Regions from separate parts of the Homo sapiens genome. Here region 2 is linked to region 1. The links are chromatin contacts, found by POLR2A ChIA-PET in ENCODE. All regions are on one chromosome and are shown on one strand. Each heading gives the region's core, a stretch centred on a gene start or an enhancer-like site at or near the end of the contact. The rest is flanking DNA. Distances are from core to core; before and after follow the strand shown.

Region 1 (6,581 bases), core at 1,419-3,918:
CTGCTTGTAAGTGGAGTGGTCAGAATTTGAAAACAGGCAGTCGGCCTCCTGGGTTTACATTCACGGAATCTCTTATGTTTGCAAAAAATCTGACACAGCTGAACTTCAAACCCAGTTTGAAGGGCACTCCCATGCTTCATGCTTGAATGAACATTTATTATTAAACACCCACTGTGTGCCAGGCATTGTGCCGGGCACTGTGAAGCTTAAGGAAAAGCTTCTCCCTACCTGGCAACTGGCAGTTCCCAGAACATCCAGTTCCTTCTACAGCTGTGGTCTTTGAACTCCACCCACTGGACATGCAGGCCCCAGCCAGGGGGGCCTGTAAGACCCTGTGATCTCCGTACAGCCTTGAGAAAGGACAAGCAGGCCCAGACACTCTACTTTAGTATTGCCCAGGGGGTGCTCAACAATCACCAATCCCCAAGGAATCACGAGAAAGCCCAAACTTTTTTGACGCCACTCCCAGCCTCTTCCTTGTGAAGGCTTTCTCAGAGACGTGGTTCTTGAGAACCACGCAGGAATCCACAGGAATCCATGGCCTTTGCCAGCAAGCAGGCCAGACGGCAGCCTCGTGGCCCAGCCCACAAGGAAAGACCTCAACTTTAGCAGCAGGTCACTCCCCTAATTATTCCCTGTGCCTGGAGTCCAAAATAAACACAGCATCTTTCACGAGCAGCTCCCACCATGCACGAACCTCGGAACCTCACACATGCAGCCAAGCGCTGGGAAGTGCTAAAGGGTCAGAGGGTTCGTGGGGCCAGCGGTCCCCAGGCCTCTGGGGGAAAGTCCCAGTTGCTCTCTAGTCCAAAATCCAGACCCAAAAGAAACTGCCTGAGGCCCCATCTGCCTCCAGGTCTTATTTCCTGGGACTGGCCTGGGATCCTGCAGGTTGGACCCTAAGAAGGGCCAGCGAGTCAGACAGCAACTGCGAACAACTACACCTAAGCCACCCAGGAGAAAAGGCAGGGGTGGGACACAGGGGACCAAAGATGCTTCCTCAAGGGGCACAGTCTCTTAGTAAGTGCTCTCCTGGCTTCACTCTATACTGCAAACTTTTTATTTATTTATTTTTTAGTATTTACTAGATACCAGTCCTGGTAGATGCTGGGGGTGTGGGGGGAATATGGTTCTAGAATACAACAGCAAACAAAACATCAAGGTGTCTACTTTTGTGTAGCTTATATCATTGAGGGAATGGGTGACAGGCAATAATGAAACTAGTGAAACCATTTCAGATTGTGGTTAGTGCTCTGAAGTACATAAAATCTCGATGTTGCATGGGGTATGCAGCTATGTGAGCTGGGATCTGAATAAGGAGGAGCTAGCAACACAAAGGAAGGGGAAAAGCATTCTAGATAGAGGGAACAGAAGTGCAAGACCCTGAGGGCTCTGATTAAATGCTGATTAAGAGTTTAAGAAATGTTTCATGGAGACCAGGCACAGTGGCTCACGCCTGTAATCCCAGCATTTTCGGAGGCTGAGGTGGGTAGATCACCTGAGGTCAGGAGTTCAAGACCAGCCTGGCCAACATGATGAAACTTCCCTCTCTACAAAAATACAAAAATTAGCCAGGGAAGATGGCAGGTGCCTGTAATCCCAGCTACTCAGGAGGCTGAGACAGGAGAGTCACTTGAACCTGGGAGGTGGAGGTTGCAGTGAGATGAGATCGAGCCATTGCTGAGGCAGGAGAATCGCTTGAACCCGGGAGGCAGAGGTTGCAGTGAGCTGAGATCGCGCCATTGCACTCCAGCCTGGGCGACAGAGTGAAACTTCATCAAGAAAGGAAGGAAAGAAGGAAAGAAGGAAGGAAGGAAGGAAGAAAAGTTTTCATGGAAATTTAGTATTCTCAAAACCTAGTACAAGGCGGGATAAGAGATATTTTGTTAAGAGTGTAAAGATCAAAGTCCTTTGTTCTTTGTTGGAAAGAACTTTCCCCTGGATTTAAAAGAACACGCAGTAATAATCTGGGCAGACATATTTACATTTATACGTCTGACAAAGGTCTTTTTTAAAAGCCTTTCATGTCCTTTATCCTTTAAACTTTTATAATATAGGTTGAAAGCACGATATCATCTTTAACTTCCTGTTCATGTATTGGGAGATCTTTTTCTTAGAATTAATGAAGACTTCCGCCCTGCTGGAATGTAGTTTACCTCCCTTGTGCCAGAATTTGAATTAAGAATGCCGTGTACCTCTAATTGCAACTATGTAAAAATAAGTGCGCACGAGGATTAGGAAGGTGGGAGTATAGGAAGGGGCGGAAGTTGTTTTTCAATATTCTTTTTTCTTATGAAAACTGGGAAGAAAAGAATACATTGTGCACAACTGCGCAGTCTCCTTGTCCTCGATGTTAATAAACGTGTTTTTAACTGCGGTTTACATCCCATTTCTAACATCACTACAACCTACATCCTCTCCAGGCTACAATTGAAGTTGAAAAGTGCACGAGGTCTTTACAAAGCCTCGTACAGTGAATGCGTCTGCGCACGTACAGTCCTCGTGCACCCTTTTTCTCTCTCTGGACAGAATTTCTTGGGGATCCTTCGCCCCCCACCCCCACCCCCGGCCGTATTTCTCCCTAGGCTCTTATTAAAACCAGGTGCACGGAAGGCGGCCCATTCTGGACAGAAAAGCTTTCGTTTGACCCAAAGCTCCCCCTTCCGGCGTGTTTTCTAGAGGGAATTCGTGAGCTGAGCCGAGGAGCGAGCAGGCGGCTTCTCCTGACCGGGGAGACGCGGGAGGTTTGCAAACAGACCTTGGCCTGGGCTGCGCAGGGACAAAGTGTTCAAGGGCAGCAGGGGAGGCTGAGGGAGTACACGGCTGGGAACAAGGGACACTGCCGCCCCCAGCCACGCAGGAGCGGTGTCTGCACCACTGAAAGTCCCCCGGGGCCCACAGCTCTATCCAGGCGGAAGGGAAGCAGCCAGGCCGCCGCGGATCTGAACTTGAATCCCGGGTGGACCGGACGCCCCGGCCGGCGCTCCTGACGCGCGGAGGAGCTGGCGAGAACCTGCAGATCTCAGGGCTCGCCCGCGGTCCGGCGCTCGGTTCAGGACGTCCGGGAACCCCGCAGCGCTTACCCTCTGCAGCAGGCGTCGCTGGCGCCTCCAAGGGCAGGGGCGGGTCCGGCGGGTACAAGTCGCGATTGACGCGACGGCCCAGGCAGGCACTGTGGGCTTCACCGCCCGCAACTTTTGACCCTAGAGGCCCTGCGCTGCAGCCTGTGGCCCGGAGGGACAGAAGTGGGAGCGTGTTTGGGCCACTCTGCAGCGAAAACGACCTTCCCTCATGGAACTTTCAGTAACTAACTCCTGAGAGCTGCGAGAGCTTCACACCGCCAGGCCCCAACCCGACTCTCTAGGCTGAGGGCATTGACTACCTGTTAGGGTCAAACATTCGAGTATTTGCGTCTTAATTTGACTCTAGAGTTATTCAAAGTAGAGCGACAGGCCTCAGAGGGAGGAGGGGCGTTGTTAGAACACAAAAAGGACACAGAGAGGAACAGGGACCTCAAAAAATGGGCTTCCAAATTGTAAGTGGCCATTTCCTATTCCTGAGGCCTGTTTTTCAAGCCGGCCTGTTTGTTCAGTTTCCCTGATTACCGCTTTTCAAAGCCCATTACCAAGCTCTATACAGCCTTCCAGCGTGACAGCCCTTGCTTTCTGAAGGGATTGCTGAATTTTAAGTACTCCTAGCAAAGAGACAGCTGCCCGAACAACGTTAGAAAACCTTACCATCCCAAACGTTTGCTTGACACTGGCTCCATAAAAGCCGCTTGGAAGTCGGTCAGCCAAGGGTTGTGCCCTGTTTGATGTTAAAAACTCTTCTCAGCCTTAAGCCTAAAATCCTGTGACAGGTAACAAGGGAATTCCAGATAAGTTTCCAGATTCAAGCAACTCTGGTGATTTCTGACAAAACAGTCAAAACAGTCTAAGTTTCTCAAATTGTGATCCATGGACCACTGACATCAGATTCCTTTTTCTCGGCCCCTCTGCCAGCGGGGGCACCCCCTCTACTCGGCCGGCCTGCCAGGCTCAACCCCTTGCAGGAGGGAGCACGTGAACAAGTGAGGGCAGAACCCAGCTAGCTGCTCCAGGCACAAAACAGGAGCAAGTTCTGTGCGGGGTCCTGGCCCGGAAGCCCCAGAGAGGGTGTTACAGTGCTCCTTCAGTTCCTCCATTGGCGGTTATATGGAGGGCGGTGCGTTAGCAGCTCAGCCTCTTGCCTCATGGTGGCTTGGGGCAGCTGCCCTCTACTGGCAAGGGCCAGTGTGACAGCCTTTTCTGGGTACCCACACGTGGTGAGTCCCAAGCTCTTGTCCAGGTCCAAGAAGAATGAGGTCACATGGACTGTTGAAGGATGGTGAAGGTGGAGAATTTTACTGAGCCATGAAAATGGCTTTCAGCAAAGAGGAGATGCAGGGTTGGTCCTCCTACCCAAAGGCGGGAAAGTTCCCCCGTGTGGCTGGGTCTGGGGCCTTTATGGACTCAAAATGGGGAGTGTGTGCTGATTGGTGTGTGAGTAGGCTAAAAAGGTTAAAGCAAAGACACCACTCAAAGGTGGGTATGACAGTGTAGAAAACCAATTAGGAAAGGGTAGGTACTTGTAAAATAAGTGAAGGGTGGGGACCAATCAGGGGAAAGCACACCAAACAGGAAGACAAGTTCTCAATCAGCTGGGAGGATTTAACTTGTAGCTTGGCTTTTCAGCTTTAAATTGTCTTCAGTTTGGAGGCGGGGTTTCACCGGGTACCCACCCCTATCTATCTAGGTGTTTGGCTGCTTCCTATCACTATCAGAATGAGCTGCGCAGGGTGGCTCAGGCATGTAATCCCAGAATTTTGGGATGCTAAAGCAGGAGGATTGCTTGAAGCCAGGAGTTTGAGACCAGCCTCGGCAGCACAGTGAGACCCTGTCTCTACAGAAAAATTAAAAAATTAGCTGGGCATGGTGGTACATGCCTGTGGTCCTAGCTACTTGGGTAGCTGAGGTTGGAGGATCGATTGAGCCCAGGAGGTCGAGGCTGCAGTGAGCCATGATCATGCCACTGCATTCCAGCCTGGGCAACAGAGCAAGACCCCCTAAGAAAAAAAAAAAAAAAAAAAAGCAATGAAGTCCAGAAACCAGAAACCTGCTTTGTAACAAGCTTGCCTTATGAGGTTTCTGCTCACTAGTTTAAGAATTACTAGACTCTGTCTTTTATCTGACTTTGCTGAAATGGTACTTGTTTTCTGGAGCCCTCACTCAAAAATCTCAGCAGTGTAAAACACTCTTTTTATCAAAAAAAAAAAAGCACACTTAAGTTTTGCTTCCAAATGAATGTGACTTATTTCAGAGGAGTCATGAGTACTTTTAATGAAATTCTGCCTAAAGCAATACTTCCCACTGTATAGAGCTCTAAGCACATCCTAGTGCTAAGTAGGTAGATTATGCCATGTGCTTTCTACTAATCTTGGGCTGTTTGTCATTCTAAGCCAGACACCCCTTGCCCTGCCCATTTTTCTTCTACTGCTTCACTCTGGCCTCTATCGGCACAGCATTCCTTAGGTAAATGGCAACTGAGTCTACGACCACGGTGGCTTCCAAACTGAACTGTACAACAGCAGAAATGTGTGGAGCTTTTAAAACTGGTTTCCAGACCCGTGAAGAATTGTAGCATTCCCAAACATACATATTTGCAGAGACTTCATCTCACAAAGCATGGGATTAAAAGCCACCAAAAGTAGTACTGTCAAAAGTAGCACTGAATTGAATTTGAGGAAATAACAGCATAAACAGAGTTTTTGCAACAAAAATGTTCAACACACTGTTGCTTATAATATAAAGAGTTTGGAAAGAACCAAAATTTGTCCCACAGTAGAAAGTTAGTTAAATAAATCATGATACATACATATGAAGGGATACAAGACAACTATGTACAATTATCTTTCAGAGAATATTTATTGACATGAAAAGATGTTCTTTGTGAGTAAATTGAAAACTGTGACATGAACAATTGTTTCCTTTTTTTTTTTTTTTTTTTTTTTTTTTTTGAGACTGAGTCTCACTCAGTCGCCCAGGCTGGAGTGCAGTGGCGTGATCTCAGCTCTGCCTCCTGGGTTCATGCCATTCTCCTGCCTCAGCCTCCCGAGTAGCTGGGACTACAGGTGCCCGCCACTATGCCCGGCTAATTTTTTTGTATTTTTAGTAGAGACAGGGTTTCACTGTGTTAGGCAGGATGGTCTCGATCTCCTGACCTGGTGATCTGCCCATCTCGGCCTCCCAAAGTGCTGAGATTACAGGCGTGAGCCACCGCGCATGGCCCTATTATTATTATTATTATTTTTTAAAGGCTAGTGGTAACTGATAGAAGAGCCAAGGAAGCAGAATCCTAAACCGATGATGGTGAACACTGAGAAGAATCCCAATTTGCCCTGCAGAACTGGGAAACAGAGGAGAAAACAGAGCTTTGGTTGGAAGTCTATTGAAGAAATATTTAGATAACATCTCCAAGTTGTTGCAGCTGGGTGACGGCCCCCTACCCAGCAAAACACTGAAGGTTTAATCACTGGAGAGGGTAATGTATTTAAACAAGAGGAT
Region 2 (6,581 bases), core at 1,201-3,700, 330 kb after region 1:
ACCGCGCCCGGCCAGTTTTTCTACATTATAAGAGCCGGCTGCCTACCAGAGAAGCAAAGATGCCAGGTACCAGCTTTATAAGCATGAGGCTAGGCTCTGCTAATCTCATGCACCTGTCTTGGATATTGGATTAGTTATCACAAAAAAACAAGGACTACTGCAAATCCATCTGTTGGTAGATAGTCAGGGAAGTGTAGTAACTTCAAGCTTCTATGGGTGAGTGATACCGCAGCAGCAGCATCAGCAGCATCCACTATGGTCAGCAATGATGGTATAAGCTGTGATATACAGTATTCAAAAGTGGAAGCTGGTTTTATGCTATAGTCTTGGATACTGCATAGCCTCCCTTGTTTGTAATCATTTTTCAAGTCCGAGATAACCAATGCCCTTCCAATAAATTCCTTTGCTGACTAAATCAGTGTGCAATTAAGAATCCTGACTACTTAATTTTTTTAAAGGTCTTAAGAACTGGATAAACAACAAACTTTTGACTCTTGTAGAAGTAAGTTGATTTATTAGAGTGGCAAGATTATAGGAAATTTTTATTTTCTTCATTATGTGATTAGTATTTTCTATTTTTCGTAAAATAAAAACATTTTTTGTAGTTTTAAAATCGTATTTAAGCTGTAAAAACAGGTACTATCACATAGAGAGTTATTAGAGGATAGAAAATGGAAAATGACTCAATCCTAAGAAAAATTCATAGATTAGAGAAGAAGCCAGTATATAAGGCTGAGAAATAAAGTCAACTGAGATAGGAGGAAACCCAAAAGGAAGCTGAAAGAGGAGCAGCAGAAAACAGGGCTACTAATACCTTCAAAGTTCTACATGTTACAGCTTTAGCCACCCAGGGAAAAACTCACCCAAGTATATCCTAACTCCAAATTCAAAATCCAGGAGAAAGGACTCATTGGTCTTAGTTCAAATATCACCTTTGGATATGTACACTGCATAAAATGACTGCTAAAGTAACCACGTGAGTCAAGAGATAGGGCTCTATTCTTAGAAAAGCAGGCAGACAAATTGATGTCTGGCATAAAGAGAACAATTAGTATATATCGAAGGAATGAACCAAAGTTTGAATGAAGGGGGTAGACCTTGAGCTGGGCCTTGAAGAATGAGTAGTATAGTGGATATCCTCCATTTATCACTCCTGATTCACTTCCCACCCTTTCTCCACACTGCTCTGTGCCCTATGTGGCTGATATCTGTGGGTATAGCAAACTCTCTGCCTTCTGGCTCCTGATTGGGTTAAATCTGTGGGAGGTACTAGTAGATCAGTAGGCTATAAAGAGAAAGAGAATGAGGTATTTTACCAGCTCCCTCCCTACTAACCACAAATTGGTAATACCTCTATATCTTTACCAAAGATCACAGCTAATCCTAGTGATTTGGGAGGCTAAGGCAGGAGGATTGCTTGAAGCCAAGAGTTCAAAACTATTCTGGGCAACAAAGCAAGACCCTGTCTCTAAATAAATAAAAAGATAAGCCAGGCATGATGGTGTATGCCTCTGGTCCTAGCTACTCAGGAAGCTGAAGCTGGAGGATCACTTGAGCCTAGGAGTTCAAAGCTGCAGTGACCGATAATTGCGCCACAGTGACCCCCCACCGCCCCCATCTCTTAAAAATAAAAACCCACCCCCTACCCTAGTCTCTTTAAAAAAAAAAAAGAAAAAGAAAAAAAAACCCCACAGCTTCTGCCTTAGGCTTTCTTCTGCAGCTATAGCTACAGCTCTTTCCAGATTCCAGCATCTGCTTCATTCCCTTATCTCTTCAGGTACAGGTGTGCTAATCATTCTCCCACTACTTTTATCTGTGGGGTGCTTCACCATCCCTTGTTGTTTTCCCTTACCTCTGTCTACAACTACGTAAATAGCTTTCATTTACGTAGTTCATTAATCTTTTCTCAATTACCATTCCACCGTGCCACCTCTTTCCTGGTCCAACCCTGTTTAGTACAAGTACATTGAGAGAAAGCATTTCAAGTATGGGAAGGGATGTAGAGGAAAACAAAACCAAAAGGCAGAAAGAACTAAGAATTATGCTAATGGCAACAAAGAATTTTGGCTAAAATAGAATGGAAGATGCTTGTTAAGAAGCAATAACAAACAATATTGAACATGTAGAATGGACCAGATCATGAAAGCTCTGGAAAGCCAATTAAAGAAGCCTGGGACTTGATTTGGTAGGCAAAGGAGAATTATTTATCATTTCTTCTACATATACCAAGTACCTCCTGTGTGTCAGGCACATAGAAGTTAAATCAGTATCTTAGTAAACTTAGTCTGGCAAAAAGAATGAATAAAAACTTGAGAAAAGAACACTGGCTAAGAGGCTATTATATTAATCCAGGCATGAGATGATGAGTGTCTATAGTATTGAAAAATGGAAAGTAAAAAATATGAGACATTCTAAAAAAAAATATAATAGACTGAACAAAGAGAATAAAGGAAAAAGATGAGTCAAAAATGAGTCAAAGATGATTCTAGAGTGACTAAGTGAAACTGGAAGAAAGGAAAAGGGGACCATGAAATGCGAAAGGAAGAAACACAAAAATGGAAAGGAAATAGAAAGTGTGCTTCACTGATGGAAGAGACAAAAAGTATATTTAAAATTACACAAAATAAGAGACAGAAAATGTCCTGAGACAGATTCTTTCAAAAGCTAAAAAAATACAAATTATTAAGCCTGAACCATAGGTTAACTATTCTCAAAAAAGTCCTTCATTTACATTTTTTTCAAATTACAAAAGGCTGAACATGAGGAATTCCCTCAAATAAAGTTTCTATGTATCAGTCATGATTCACCTTCACAGGCAGCAAGATAGCTTCCTTTGAAAGGAGAGTTGCATGAATTTTTTTTTTCAGAGGTAGAGTGGATGGGAGAGTGAAGAACCCAATGTGTGACCTGTTAACCCTGAAGTTACAATAAGTCACAAAAGGAGATGATCTACAGGTAGTTGAACATATAGAACCAGAGATTAAGAGAAATGTGAGATTGAAAAACTATGTATGCCGTCATGCACATGAAGTGAATGGCTGACTAAAGTCTGAGCTCACTGAAACAAAGACTTTGAGAAAAGCAAAACTCTATCCCAAAACTCTATCCTTACAGAGTTTTGGAAGAATGGAGGAAAAAGATAATCAGGGAGTCAGAGGAATTTATTTTAAGAGTAGACGACCTTGGAAAAGTTAACTATGACATAAATGTCATAAACCAATCATTTTATGTTTTAAACATCCATAAATTTGTACAAAACACAGTATTTGGTAATGAAAAACACAAAGTGTCAGTAACACTTAGGATGCTTTAGCTATAAATATCAGAAAACCATAACTAAACCACAAAATAATCAGGAAATTTACTATCCTATAACAGGGACCACAAAGTTAGGCAGGCTGGTTGACCTGGATACTCGATATAGTTCAATATAGACTAGTTATTTTCATGTCTCCACTTTCCATTCTTGGGCCTCTTCCTTAGACTATTAACAAGAGGCCAATTCAGGTATTACATGGCAATTGTATCATTCTGGGACTCATTAAAGAGAAAGAAAATGTTTCCTTGAACTACCTCTTGCTTGCCAGAATTGGATCACATGCTCATTCCTGAACCAAACACTGCCATGAGGAATAGAGTAATATTAATTGGCTTGGAGACGGAATGAGGTGGAATGAATGTTGGGGAATTATCACAATGTCAGTTACAAGAACAGTTTCAGCTAATGTTATAAAAATTACAGATTGCTTAGAATACTACTGATTACAACCATTATGCAAAACAAAGTGAGGCAAGGTGGAAAATCTTTTTTATAAGCTGCTTGACATTAATTCACCCAGTCTCTTTGGGTCAGTTCTCTCTACCAAAAAAAAAAAAAAAAAAAAAAAAAACAGGTTGGATCCAGTTAACCACTTTCAAATCACGCCCTGAGAAGTTTTAGCAGTTCCATGGTACCCCTCCAGGGCTGCTAACAGAGAAGAGAAGCCAACAGGTATAGCTCCAGGATTCTTCCAACCCTTCCTTCAACCACAAAGGCTCTACCTTTATTTGCTTCAATATTGAGCTTCTACATCTTTTCAAAGTGCTTTTTCATACATTTTATAATTTTATATTTATTATACATATATAAAACAGGAAAAGCAGATATTATTGTATTTATATTACAAATGAGAATACCGGTTGGGTGTGATGGCTCATACCTGTAATCCCAGCACTTTGGGAGGCTGAGGCAGGAGGACTACTTGAGCCTAGGAATTTAAGACCAGCCTAGGCAACATAGTGAGACCCCATCTCTAAAAAAAAACAAAAATTAGTCAGGCATAGTGGCATGCCTCTGGTCACAGCTACTCAGGAGGCTGAGGTAGGAGGACTGCTTGAGCCCAGGTGTTCACCAGCACTGCAGTGAGTTGTGATATCGCACCACTGCACTCTGCCCTGGGCAACAGAGTGAGACCCCGACTCAAAAAAAGAGAGAGAGAGAATACAAAGGGGGTAAAGAAGAAAAGCAACACCAGTATGCTTTGGGTCATGTACCTCCTTGGGATGGCTACAGTTGAAAGGTTTAAGTTTTAAAGAAAAGGTGAAGTAATGACTTAATATAAACAGAAGAAAAAGAAACATCATGCAGGGAATTCCACATAAGCGGGAACAGTCTAATGGAGTGGGTGAAGGTATAGAGGTAATACATTTGGGCATGTCATGGTAAAGATGATAGAAAAGGATCCTCTGGTTGGAGAAAGGGGAAGGCTGAATGAAAAAGCCCAAAAGCAGCAGAATATCAAATACCTTCAAGGTGGTGACATGCTAGTCTGCAGTTCTGCAGAGTGAAGGAATATAAGGAGCTGGTAGTTTAGGAGCATGAATTGTCAAAAATGTCCCCTTTTATTTTTTTAAGCTTTTAATTTTTATTCATCTCTTCATCAATTGGAGTGAATCGACAATTTTTTTTATTATACTTTAAGTTCTATGGTACATGTGGACAACGTGCAGGTTTGTAACGTATGCATACATGTGCCATGGTGGTTTCCCGCACCCATTAACTCTTCATTTACATTAGGTGTATCTCCTAATGCTATCCCTCCCCCCTCCCCCAACCCCATGACAGGCTCTAGTGTGTGATGTTCCCCTTCCTGTGTCCAAGTGTTCTCATTGTTCAATTCCCACCTGAGAGTGAGAACATGCGGTGTTTGGATTTTGTCCTTGCAATAGTTTGCTGAGAACGATGGTTTCCAGCTTCATCCATGTCCCTACAAAGGACATGAACTCATCCTTTTTTATGGCTGCATAGTATTCCGTGGTGTATATGTGCCACATTTTCTTTATTTTATTATTATTATACTTTAAGTTTTAGGGTACATGTGCACAATGTGCAGGTCTGTTACATATGTATACATGTGCCATGTTGGTGTGCTGCACCCATTAACTCGTCATTTAGCATTAGATATATCTCCTAATGCTATCCCTCCCCTCTCCCCCGACCCCACAACAGTCCCCGGAGTGTGATGTTCCCCTTCCTGCGTCCATGTGTTCTCATTGTTCAATTCCCACCTATGAGTGAGAAAATGCAGTGTTTGGTTTTTTGTCCTTGAGATAGTTTGCTGAGAATGATGGTTTCCAGCTTCATCCATGTCCCTACAAAGGACATGAACTCATCCTTTTTTATGGCTACATAGTATTCCATGGTGTATATGTGCCACATTTTCTCAATCCAGTCTATCGTGGTTGGACATTTGGGTTGGTTCCAAGTCTTTGCTATTGTGAATAGTGCTGCAATAAACATACGTGTGCATGTGTCTTTATAGCAGCATGCTTTATAATCCTTTGGGTATATACCCAGTAATGGGATGGCTGGGTCAAATGGTATTTCTACTTCTAGATCCTTAAGGAATCGCCACACTGTCTTCCACAATGGTTGAACTAGTTTACAGTCCCACCAACAGTGTAAAAGTGTTCTTATTTCTCCACATACTCTCCAGCTCCTGTTGTTTCCTGACTTTTTAATGATCGCCATTCTAACTGGTGTGAGATGGTATCTCATTGTGGTTTTGATTTGCATTTCTCTGATGGCCAGTGATGATGAGCATTTTTTCATGTGTCTGTTAGCTGCATAAATGTCTTCTTTTGAGAAGTGTCTGCTCGTCTCCTTTGCCCACTTTGTGATGGGGTTGTTTTTTTTTTCTTCTTGTAAATTTGTTTGAGTCCTTTGTAGATTCTGGATATTAGCCCTTTGTCAGATGAGTAGATTGCAAAATTTTTTTCCCATTCTGTAGGTTGCCTGTTCACTCTGATGGTAGTTTCTTTTGGTGCGCAGAAGCTCTTTAGTTTAATTAGATCCCAATTGTCAATGTTGGCTTTTGTTGCCATTGCTTTTGGTGTTTTAGACATGAAGTCCTTGCCCATGCCTATGTCCTGAATGGTATTGCCTAGGTTTTTTTCTAGGGTTTTTATGGTTTTAGGTCTAACATTTAAGTCTTTAATCCATCTTGAATTAATTTTTGTATAAGGTGTAAGGAAGGGATCCAGTTTCAGCTTTCTACATATGGCTAGCCAGTTTTCCCAGCACCATTTACTGAATAGGGAAT

The links. ChIA-PET counts read pairs that join two places held with the same protein, here RNA polymerase II (POLR2A).
Region 2: POLR2A ChIA-PET joins it to region 1 with 13 read pairs in A673. The contact joins two enhancer-like sites. POLR2A ChIA-PET finds 5 or more read pairs at or near these places in 2 of 52 experiments (A673 and H1).

Annotation. Positions count from the first base shown.
Region 1 is chr11:32,330,748-32,337,328 of GRCh38, forward strand. No RefSeq gene overlaps it. Among named protein-coding and RNA genes, the nearest start is that of WT1-AS, 100 kb to the right of the region's middle. Within about 2 kb of position 2,669, at least 8 of the 41 ENCODE cell types and tissues checked have a DNase peak (open chromatin) inside an H3K27ac peak, as active enhancers do.
Region 2 is chr11:32,656,366-32,662,946 of GRCh38, forward strand. All of the region lies in intron 9 of CCDC73 (coiled-coil domain containing 73), which reads right to left. Among named protein-coding and RNA genes, the nearest start is that of EIF3M, 76 kb to the left of the region's middle. Within about 2 kb of position 2,451, at least 2 of the 41 ENCODE cell types and tissues checked have a DNase peak (open chromatin) inside an H3K27ac peak, as active enhancers do.